Regions from separate parts of the Mus musculus genome. Here region 2 is linked to region 1. A link is a contact called in ENCODE POLR2A ChIA-PET data. All regions are on one chromosome and are shown on one strand. The core of a region is the stretch at or near the end of the contact, and the rest is flanking DNA. Distances in the headings are between cores, read along the strand shown. Region 1 holds the start of Slc51a (solute carrier family 51, alpha subunit). Region 2 holds the start of Tfrc (transferrin receptor).

The links. ChIA-PET counts read pairs that join two places held with the same protein, here RNA polymerase II (POLR2A).
Region 2: POLR2A ChIA-PET joins it to region 1 with 10 read pairs in embryonic stem cell. The contact joins the promoter of Tfrc here to the promoter of Slc51a in region 1. POLR2A ChIA-PET finds 5 or more read pairs at or near these places in 4 of 5 experiments (Patski and embryonic stem cell).

Annotation. Positions count from the first base shown.
Region 1 is chr16:32,485,963-32,491,587 of GRCm38, forward strand. It overlaps Slc51a (solute carrier family 51, alpha subunit), which reads right to left and starts at 1,917. Exons shown (of 9, transcript NM_145932.3): 1 at 1,523-1,917; 2 at 173-267. The coding sequence starts at 1,560.
Region 2 is chr16:32,607,548-32,612,691 of GRCm38, forward strand. It overlaps Tfrc (transferrin receptor), which reads left to right and starts at 1,349. Exons shown (of 19, transcript NM_011638.4): 1 at 1,349-1,489.

The DNA of each region.
Region 1 (5,625 bases), core at 667-3,166:
TCATACCTCACTGTGGCCCATTGATGCCTTGGGAGAGTTGCCCTTCTCCAAGACCTTGGCCATTTTGAACACCAGGCCAGCCATCCTCTCTGTTGACCAGATGGGAGCCAGCTTTTCTTAGCTACCGCAGCTGTCCTAGCTCCCAGCTCCTCCAGGGGCCCCCCTGACTCACCTCTCAGGAGCTGGGCTGCGGTGGGAGGGTGAGAGAAGCAGGCAGGGGAGATGCTGTAATTGGTCTCCAGAAGTTCCAGAAGCTCTGCTGTGTACCTGGAGAGACACGGGTCTGCTCAGAAGCAGGCAGCGGGGGAAGGGCTGTGGCAGACTACACAGTAAGCGCTTAGTCCATCTCAGAGACTCCTGAATGCAAGGAGATAGTCCACTGTTTCTCAAGGCCCTGGAGAACTGGCTTAGGCTGGAGTATAAAACAGTTAGCCAGGGGCAGTTCCATCAGGACAGTAGCTCAGTTGGCCAGGGAGGACGAGCAAGGGAAAGAGAAGACTCTTAACAGGCACGGTAACGCAGGCTTGTAAGCCCAGCACTGGAGAGGGAGGCTGAGGCAGGAGGATCTTAATGCAAGGCCAGCTTTAACTGTACAATGACATGGTAAGACTGTCAGAAAAAAGAAAAAAAGAAAGAAAGGAAAAAGAAAAAGTAAACTGGACTGTGGTAACAAACAGCTTTGGCTCCGGCACTCGGGAGGCAGAGGCAGATGGATCTCTGAATCTGAGGCCAGCCTGATCTACAGAGTAAGTTTCAGGATAGTCCAGGTTACATCAAAAAAGAAAGGAAGAAAGGAGGAAGGAAGGAAGGAAGGAAGGAAGGAAGGAAGGGAGGGAGGGAGGGAGGGAGAAAGGGAGAAAGGGAGAAAGGGAGAAAGGGAGAAAGGGAGAAAGGGAGAAAGGGAGAAAGAAAGGGATGGAGGGAGGGAAAGAGGAAGGAAGGGAGGGAGGGAGGGAGGGAGGAAGGAAGGAAGGAAGGAAGGGAGGAAGGGAGGGAGGGAGGGAGAAAGGGAGAAAGGGAGAAAGGGAGAAAGGGAGAAAGGGAGAAAGGGAGAAAGGGAGAAAGGGAGAAAGAAAGGGATGGAGGGAGGGAAAGAGGAAGGAAGGGAGGGAGGAAGGAAGGAAGGAAGGAAGGAAGGAAGGAAGGAAGGAATGAAGGAAGGAAGGAAGAGAAAACAAGAAAAGAAAAGGTAATCCCGTAGTATCAAGATGAGCCTGCCCTCTGTTTGTCGGGGCTTCTGTGCTGTCAAGGATCGCCTCCTGCAACCCTAACCTCTGTAATCTTTCCCTGCCCATGTTCAGAGGCAGTTGACAGCCCTGAAGTGGCCACACATGACCCAACCCCACAGCTTCCCTGAGGCCCAAGGGGGACTGTCAGGCAGATTTCATTCTTATCTTGTTTGGCGTGCTCGAAGTCAAAGGCCCAGTGAGCGAGTCAGGGAGGCCAGAGCCTAGGGGCTGCTGCTGCTGCTGCTGTTTCTTAGCAGCTGGCTCCCAGCCCAAGACCTGCCACCCTTACTTACCTGGGGTCAAGTTTGATATGAGTCCTGCCTGGCTCCATCCTTCTTTTCTCTCAGGCAGACGCTGAGGACGAGGAGGGTCAGGCAGGGACAGCCACTGAGGGGTGGCGAGGTTTCTGTCCCGTATTGAGGCTCTCAGAGCCTTGTTCAGAGCTGGGTGAAGGCTAAACAGTAAGCGGAGCCTCCACGCCTGTTTCATTACCTCCTCAAGCCTCCAGTGTCAAGCTTTTTATCTCAGAGTTCACCCCTGAGGAATTTGATCCTCTGTGCTGTGCCCAGGCTCCTGACTCCTCCCCACAGCTTAGGCGCGGTCCCTTCCACCTCTTTCAGACAAATGCGGTTGATCACAACCTTGTAGCTGAACTACCCAACCCTTCCTTCCAACTTCATGTTCCCTTAAGGAACCCTCTAAGGCTCAACTCACTGGACCCAAGAAAAAAATTCCCTGATAGGTCAAGAAGAGAAGGACAAAGTCCTCACGTGGTCAGTACTCTGGGTGATCCTACAGGGGAAGCATAGACTCCATTGGCCTTGGGGAGACTCAGGGATGAGGTCTTACTGTGTCACGTGGCTTAGCACGTGGTGGGGGTGGCTGGCTGAAAAGGCCAAGGAGGCCTGTGTGCCTCTGTTGCTGCTGTTTCCAGACAGTCTTTCTATGCACTAGCCCTAACTGGCCTAGAACTCATTATGTAGACCACGCAGGCCTTGAACTCACAGAAACCTGCCTGCTCTGCCTCCTGTATGCTGAAATTAAAGGTATGTGCCACCATGCCTGGCTTCTAGGGGTTGCTTCTTAAAAGTCAGTCCATCTTGTGTTGAGAAGGGACTTAGCTACATAGCTGGACCTGAAGACCAAGCCAAGTCGGGGCTGTGTAGCATCTAAGTGTCAGAGCTGTGTGGTCAGATTTCTGATCACTTTGACAGGGCTTTATTTATTTATTTATTTATTTATTTATTTATTTATTTATTTATGGTTCTTCAAGACAGGGTTTCTCTGTATAGCCCTGGCTGTCCTGGAACTCACTCTGTAGACCAGGCTGGCCTCAAACTCAGAAATCCGTCTGCCTCTGCCTCCCAAGTGCTGGGATTAAAGGTGTGTGCCACCACTGCCCAGCAACAGGGCTTCATTTAAAAAGCCAAATTGGGAATGGGGAGATGGCTTGGCCAGTAAGCACTCACCCTCCAAAGAAAAAGATCTGGCTTTGATCCCTAGCACCCATATAAAAATGCTGGGTTTGGGAGGGTAAGTTTGAAATCCCACACCTGGGGCGGTGGGAATGGAAAGGTTCCTGGGCCTCTCTGGCCTTCCAGGCTAGCCTCACTGATGAGCTCCTGGTTCAGTGAGAGACCCCACGGTGTGAATGAGCAGAGATGAATGCACCAGGGTAAAGGGGGCTTGACTGTGGAGGTTCAGTGGGAGATTTGAGGGAGTGAGACCCGGGCCTTGGGAGCACTGAGTCCTTAGACAGTTCACCATGTCTCTTGAGTCCTGAAGTTTACCCTGCATACAAAGCACAGTTCTTGGGACAAGGCAATAAAATGCCAGGAGTGCAGGTCTCAGGGGCCCAGCTACCTCATTCCTGAGGTGGAGGGAAGGGCAGGAGAGGAAGCTAAGGATGCTGCTGAAGGTCAGTGACCTCAGCCACACCTCAGAGGCACAAGCTGACTCAAGCCACTTCCACTGGAACGTACCTCAGGTCATTCATCTGAGGCCGCTGAGAAGCCTTGAGCTGACGCCACTCACAGCCCTGGACTTTAGACTTTCCTGGAGGAGATAATTCTCAAAACTGGAGGGCAAGAGGGAGCTGGGAGGGGCTTGAGGCAAGGCCAGAGACCCCAAGGGAGATGGTACAGATGGATGGAGGCAGCCTAGAGGATGCTCCTGTCCTGCCCAATGTCTCTCTAAGTAGCTGTTTCTTTACGGTGTCTCCATCAGGTCAGGCCAGAGTCCTAGCCCTGCTCATCAAGGCTCCACATCTAGAAGGGCCCAGCCGGGCCAGGCAAATTCTTCTCCTGGACACCCTGGACTGCTAGCTGCCAGCCATATGTTTAGAACTAATAAGAACCAATCAACCTTCATTTATTTTTTGTAATAATTTAAATTAGCATATGTTCATTGTTTGAAAATAATGGCTTTGTTGTGTTATTTCATTTTTAGTTGGAGGCCAGCCTAAGCTACAGAATAAAATCCTATCTTTACATTGGTAAACAAACAAAATGGTAAAAAACAAAACAAACAAAGAAACCAACCCTACACATGGAACTATCTCATGTGGTATTTCTTTTTTATGGTGGCCTGCTTAGCACTTACCTAGCAGAACACTATCACATTAGTTAAGGCCTATTGGTAGTGTAATGTAGTCAAGGTCTATTGGTAGTGTAATGTAGTCAAGGTCTATTGGTAGTGTAATGTAGTCAAGGTCTATTGGTAGTGTAATGTAGTCAAGGTCTATTGGTAGTGTAATGTAGTCAAGGTCTATTGGTAGTGTAGTGTAGTCAAGGTCTATTGGTAGTGTAGTGTAGTCAAGGTCTATTGGTAGTGTAGTGTAGTCAAGGTCTATTGGTAGTGTAGTGTAGTCAAGGTCTATTGGTAGTGTAGTGTAGTCAAGGTCTATTGGTAGTGTAGTGTAGTCAAGGTCTATTGGTAGTGTAATGTAGTCAAGGTCTATTGGTAGTGTAGTGTAGTCAAGGTCTATTGGTAGTGTAGTGTAGTCAAGGTCTATTGGTAGTGTAGTGTAGTCAAGGTCTATTGGTAGTGTAGTGTAGTCAAGGTCTATTGGTAGTGTAGTGTAGTCAAGGTCTATTGGTAGTGTAGTGTAGTCAAGGTCTATTGGTAGTGTAGTGTAGTCAAGGTCTATTGGTAGTGTAGTGTAGTCAAGGTCTATTGGTAGTGTAGTGTAGTCAAGGTCTATTGGTAGTGTAGTGTAGTCAAGGTCTATTGGTAGTGTAGTGTAGTCAAGGTCTATTGGTAGTGTAGTGTAGTCAAGGTCTATTGGTAGTGTAGTGTAGTCAAGGTCTATTGGTAGTGTAGTGTAGTCAAGGTCTATTGGTAGTGTAGTGTAGTCAAGGTCTATTGGTAGTGTAGTGTAGTCAAGGTCTATTGGTAGTGTAGTGTAGTCAAGGTCTATTGGTAGTGTAGTGTAGTCAAGGTCTATTGGTAGTGTAGTGTAGTCAAGGTCTATTGGTAGTGTAGTGTAGTCAAGGTCTATTGGTAGTGTAATGTAGTCAAGGTCTATTGGTAGTGTAATGTAGTCAAGGTCTATTGGTAGTGTAATGTAGTCAAGGTCTATTGGTAGTGTAATGTAGTCAAGGTCTATTGGTAGTGTAGTGTAGTCAAGGTCTATTGGTAGTGTAGTGTAGTCAAGGTCTATTGGTAGTGTAGTGTAGTCAAGGTCTATTGGTAGTGTAAAGTAGTCAAGGTCTACAGGTATTGTAATGTAGTCAAGGTCTATTGATAGTGTAGTGTAGTCAAGGTCTATTGGTAGTGTAATGTAGTCAAGGTCTATTGGTAGTGTAGTGTAGTCAAGGTCTATTGGTAGTGTAGTGTAGTCAAGGTCTATTGGTAGTGTAGTGTAGTCAAGGTCTATTGGTAGTGTAGTGTAGTCAAGGTCTATTGGTAGTGTAGTGTAGTCAAGGTCTATTGGTAGTGTAGTGTAGTCAAGGTCTATTGGTAGTGTAGTGTAGTCAAGGTCTATTGGTAGTGTAGTGTAGTCAAGGTCTATTGGTAGTGTAGTGTAGTCAAGGTCTATTGGTAGTGTAGTGTAATGTAGTCAAGGTCTATTGGTAGTGTAGTGTGCAGAGCATTCTTCCTGGGTAAGGCTGAATAAGGTTCCCTTGTCTATTTTGATTGGCCACTTTTTTATCCTCTAAATCTCCCAGCCTTTATTTCTTCTAAGAATTCTAAGCCGTGTCCACTGATGGACATTGAGTTCTAACTGCTCTGAGTGATACTGTTCCGAGAGCAGAGAGCACACACACAAGCATCTCTTTTAGACTCATCACAGTTGCTTTCCTACAGACCCTGCTATGGGCTTGCTCAGGCAACCAGTACTTCTATTCTTTCTCTTTTTTTAAAGATTCATTTATTTATTTTTATGTATATGAGT
Region 2 (5,144 bases), core at 99-2,598, 120 kb after region 1:
TTTCATTTGTTTTTTGAGATGGAGGTTCTTGCTGTACAGCCTAAGCTGGCCTGGAAGTCACCCATCTTTCTGCTCCAAATTCTGAGCTATGGGGGTACCAAACACTGCTGTGTGCTTCTGTGCTTCTCTTACAGGGACTCAGTCTATAGCCGGAATCATTATTTCTTCTTTTTTTTTTCTTCTTCCTCTTCCTCTTCCCCTTCCTCTTCCTCTTCTCTCCCATCCCCCTCTCCCTCCTCCTCTTCCTTACCCCCTCTTCTTCCTCTTCCTCTTCCTTTTTTGTTTTTTGTTTTATTGTTTTTAGACAGGGTTTCTTTTTGTAGCCCTGGTTGTTCTGGAACTCTCTATGTAGACCAGGCTGGCCTGAACTCAAGAGATATGCCTGCTCTGCCTTTCACTGGAATTAAGGCCTGTGCCACCAAGACCTGCTTATGGTCTGAATTTCAGAGATCTCTCAATGGCTGTGTGCTCTGGCTTTATATATATTTTCTGGAGTAGTACAATTTGGACAAAGAAGGGTCTAAAGGGACCAGCAGTTAGTAAATCCCAAATACGCGTTGAATTTTAGAGCAGATAAGCCAAAGGTCAAATTCGTGGCTGGGAAGTAGATTAGTACTTTAAAAGACATTCCCAGGGTCCCTAAGGGCTCCATCTGGGAGCGCGCTATCTGTAGTCCTGTTGTGGTTTAAGATACCACTCTCTTTGTTATTTGTAAATTTACCACAGGCTGGGCAGTAAAGTACAGATAGGAAGAAAAGAGTGTGAACGTTTGCAGTTTTAACAGAACTCCTTTTATTTGCTATGCATTGCAACAACCCTCTAAAAGCAATAATGGCGATAAACATGCAAGTTAATCTACAACTTTATCACCCTAGTAAATCATTGGTTCCTATTTCCCTTCCATAGGCTGAACATAGTGAGCACTGGTAGCTCTTTGCTTGGCTTAAGCGCTGCTTGTTAAAATCTAAAAAAAAAAAAAAAAAAGATTTGCAGTTTTGCTTTAAAGTTTTTCCTTTAAAGCATCTCTGAGCTGCAAAAACTCGTCTTTAGGATATGGTTTTGGCGGAGACCTAAGCCTGCAAGTAGGAATATTTTAAAGAGTAAAGGCTGATACTTTCGAACTTGCACCGCAGGGTTGGGTGTCGGTCAAGGTTAGGCGGAGGGCGACAGGCCAACTCCAAAGACACGGCGGGGGAGGGGTGCGGTGGAGAAAGCGAGCCGCAGCCAATCGCACGCGCTCTCCCGACACCTGCCGCCTTGGCGCCTTTTCTAGGCTACTCCGCGCACGCACTGGCTGCGCGCGCAGTTCGCCTCCAGCGGTCTTGGGGGAGCACCTCGGTAGGTGTACGTGCGGAAGGAAGTGACGTAGATCCAGAGGGCCGGCCGGGGGGTGGGGCCGAGCTATAAGCTTTGGGTGGGAGGCAGCGCTGCCTTCAGAAGGCGTGCGGAGCGCGGGCTGCTGCATTGCGGACTGTAGAGGCGCTTCCTAGTGAGTGACTCCCTTGTCAGCGGCACGGCCCATCGTGGTCCTCGCGTGGCGGGCGGACCAGAGCGAGACGCCAGGGCCTGGGTGGTGCGGGCGGGGAGGCGGAGGGGTGTCGCGGAGTCCGGGGCTGAGGAGCGCGGGTTGCAGGTGCAGCGCGGTGGGTGTGGGGAGCCGCTGTACCCTGCGCCCCTCGGGTCCTCCGGGCCTTCGCAGGCCAGTGCTAGGCCGCGGGTTCGAGAGTCACCACGCTGAGGCGCAGGCTTGTTCCGCCGGGAGCACGTGGTGGCGGCTGGAGGAAGTCGCCCCAGGGAACGGCTGTCGGGGTACGTGGGTGACCTTGGGGCCCCTCGCAGGAGGGCGTCACAGCTGAAAAGGACAAAGCTGTTTTCTATTCGGTTACTAGTGTCACGGACATTTAGAGGGGCGGGGGGAGCTTCCAATAACTGCACGTTGGAACTTCGGCACCACCTGGTCGGTTTTTTTGCCAGTCTCTCCCTCTTGGCCCAGCGTGTGGAATCTCATTTTTCTAGGGCAGAATAGGTCTGAACGCTGCAGGTAATACTAAGAACGTCTCTAGCATCTCCTAAGATGGGAGAACGTAGAAATACGACCTCTTTGTACGAGCTCTTTTAGAACTAGCTGTAGAGAACCAGCGTGCACCCTGGTGTTGGACAGCTCTCTAAAATGGTGTTTGAGGGTAAGAAAACTGCATTTGCAAATTTTTCAGTTAGCACACTTTGTCCCGAGCGTAAAATGAAATGATCTCCTTATACTTAGGCAGAAGACTGGACTGGATTGCTGTTCAGTTTCTGTGCTATTTTTTTAAAATAGGATTTAAGTGGGAAATAGTTGTGTTACAGAAATTCTCGGCTATTCTGTGCTATTTTTTTTTAAATAGGATTTAAGTGGGAAATAGTTGTGTTACAGAAATTCTCGGCTACCTGATACTTTTATTCTAAGATTAGATGAGTTGGCTCTGAGCTGTGAAATATGACCTCTTTGACAAAGACATTTAAGCTGATTCAGGATGTTATCTACAAAGAAAACGGGATTTAGCTTGTGTGGGTCCACTTGCATTTATTTTCTGTTAAGGATTATAATAAACTGCTTTATACAGGAATCCAATATCAGCTGTTTTTTATATAGAGAGCATAATACTTTTTACTTTGAGAGAGGATGTTGTCAAGGAATGGTGGCTGTGAACCTGGCCTGTGTTGACTGGTTAGATCTGTCTGCCTAACCCCACCCTAAGGCTAAGTAGTTATATGCTTGTGGCAATGTGCTTATTTATAATAGGGCAAGATTATGGGCTAAATTTGGGTTAGACAACAATGAAAGTTAATTAAACGACCCTCAGGCCTTGGGTCTACTATGTGTAAGTGATTTCCTTCTCTCCCAGATGAGTGCTATACAAAATAAACTTCAGTGACCTCAAGTGGTTTTGACCTTTTGGTTGCTATTCAGAAAACTATGGAAATGAAAACCTGCTACCTATTTCCTATTGCCTTTTCAATTTCCCAAAGAAGGTCTCCCCTATGAATCCATGGGTAGCCTTGAACTCAGATCCACCTGCTTCTGTTTGGAGAGTGATAAGATTAAAGGCAAGTGCCACCACACCCAGCAAAGTAGGCTCTTAAAACTAAAACCTTTGCAGTCGGGCATGGTGCCACACACCTTTGGTCCCAGCACTGGGGGGTAAGGCAGAGGCAGGTGGATCACTGAGTTTGAGGTCAGCTAGTGCTGAAGAGTAAGAGCCTGTCTTTAAAACATCTCAACAGCTGGGCAGTCGTGGTCCATTCCTTTAATCCCAGCACTTGGGAGGCAGAGGCAAGTGGATTTTTGAGTTCGAGGCCAGCCTGGTCTACAGAGTGAGTTCCAGGACAGCCAGGGATACACAGAGAAACCCTGTCTCAAAAAACCAAAATATAAATAAATAAATAAAGATTGGGAGAGAAGTCAAGGATCTCATAGGTGGTCAGGGAGCTACAACTGCAGTAGTAAAGAAGTAGGACTTAAAAGAACAGGGCCGGCACTAATTTTGAGGATCTAGATCGGGCCCTCAATTAAGGAACTTCCTTTTGTGTGAACTCAGAATTTGAAATGAAATGTGCTTGTCAGAACCATTGCATGGCTTATTTTTTAATGAAAAGTCTGGCTAGTATCTGCTTATCTTCCAGCTTCCAGCTCAAAGTTAAGGTCATAGATCAAAAGAACTATGTCTTTATCTTAGTTGTATCTTAATTTTTATTAGAATTGAATGGTTTTCCTAATGTTTGGTAACATCAAAGGTGTGTAAGTAAAAGTGAGAAATCAAGATTAACTTTCTCTTGGCAAAGATTGTTGACATTGGTGACATCTTGGACCAAATGAGAATTGTTTTACTTTTAAATGTCCCATCAACAGCTCTCAGTTAGGCTGTTCTATCTGGTTTGTCTTGCCATGCTTGCAGAGTATAGATTTGACAATTTGAAAATTCAAAAAGCTATATAAATAGGTATGTTGCTATATGTAAGATTTTAAATGAGTCAGTTAAGACTTAAAGAATAACTGGGTTTATTTTATCTTGTCAGGTTATCACTGTGTAGACCAGGTTGACCTTGAAAACAAATTCTCTGCTTCCCAAGTGCTGGGATTAAAGGCGTGTGTCACTAGCTCTGACACTGGCTACTTTGGAACTACTATGGTGTTCACAAATGCAGAGTTGAGTGTTGGGATTAAATGGAAATTTCATGTCTTTTTTTTTAACTTTCCCTTCTACACAGGGCTTCTCTGTGTAGTCCTGGCTGTCCTTGTAGCTCTAGACTAGGCTGAATTCAAACTCAGATCCACCCACCTAAGTGCTGAGATTAAAGGCATGTGCCACCACTGCCCAGTTCTGAATTGTTGGGGTTTTTTTTTTGTTGTTATTCTTAATTTTAGTTCGATGAATTAAAATCGAAATAACTTGTTTCTTAGAAAAATAAGGTGTAATTGGGTTATAAAGCCAAATTTAGACATTAATACCAACAGCCTGTTTAGGCTCAAAATTGTTCAATCATTTTATTAGTATTATTATTAATCATATCAACTTGAGACCTGTTTGGGAAAGCAGAATATTTTAGGGATAGCTATTTCAGACAAGCATTAATGTGTTAGCTGTTTTTTTCCCCCTAGAATATGATTAAAATTGGCTCAGGGTGGGGCCTTCTAGTTCTGGCTCTAGCGATTGGGTCTGTTTCTGGTGAGGTGGTAGTGATAAACTGTAACAGAAGGGACAAGAGATTGGGCTTCTGAGAACATGTATGATCTGGTATGTGACTTTAATCATTAAAGCATGGGGATTCAAAAATACTAATGAATAGGCCTTAGAACTAGTCCTGAGTGTTTTGTAAAATAACAGTCTTAATTCTCCTAGTTTCTGGATTTTTTTCTTTGTCTTTGGATACTAAGTTTAAGCATTTATTTGGACAGAGTGGTGCCCACTAGCTGTTCTATTCTAGTACTTGGGAGGCAAGAGGCAGAACGAACATGGCCAGCTTGGACAACTTAAGAAAACTGAAAGGCTTGCCATCCTAGTTTTTCTTTTGATTAAACACACTTATATTCTAACTAGTTTTCTCTATCCTTTGGGTTTTGTTTTGTTTTTTATTTGTTTTGTAGCTCTAGCTGGCTGGCTTCG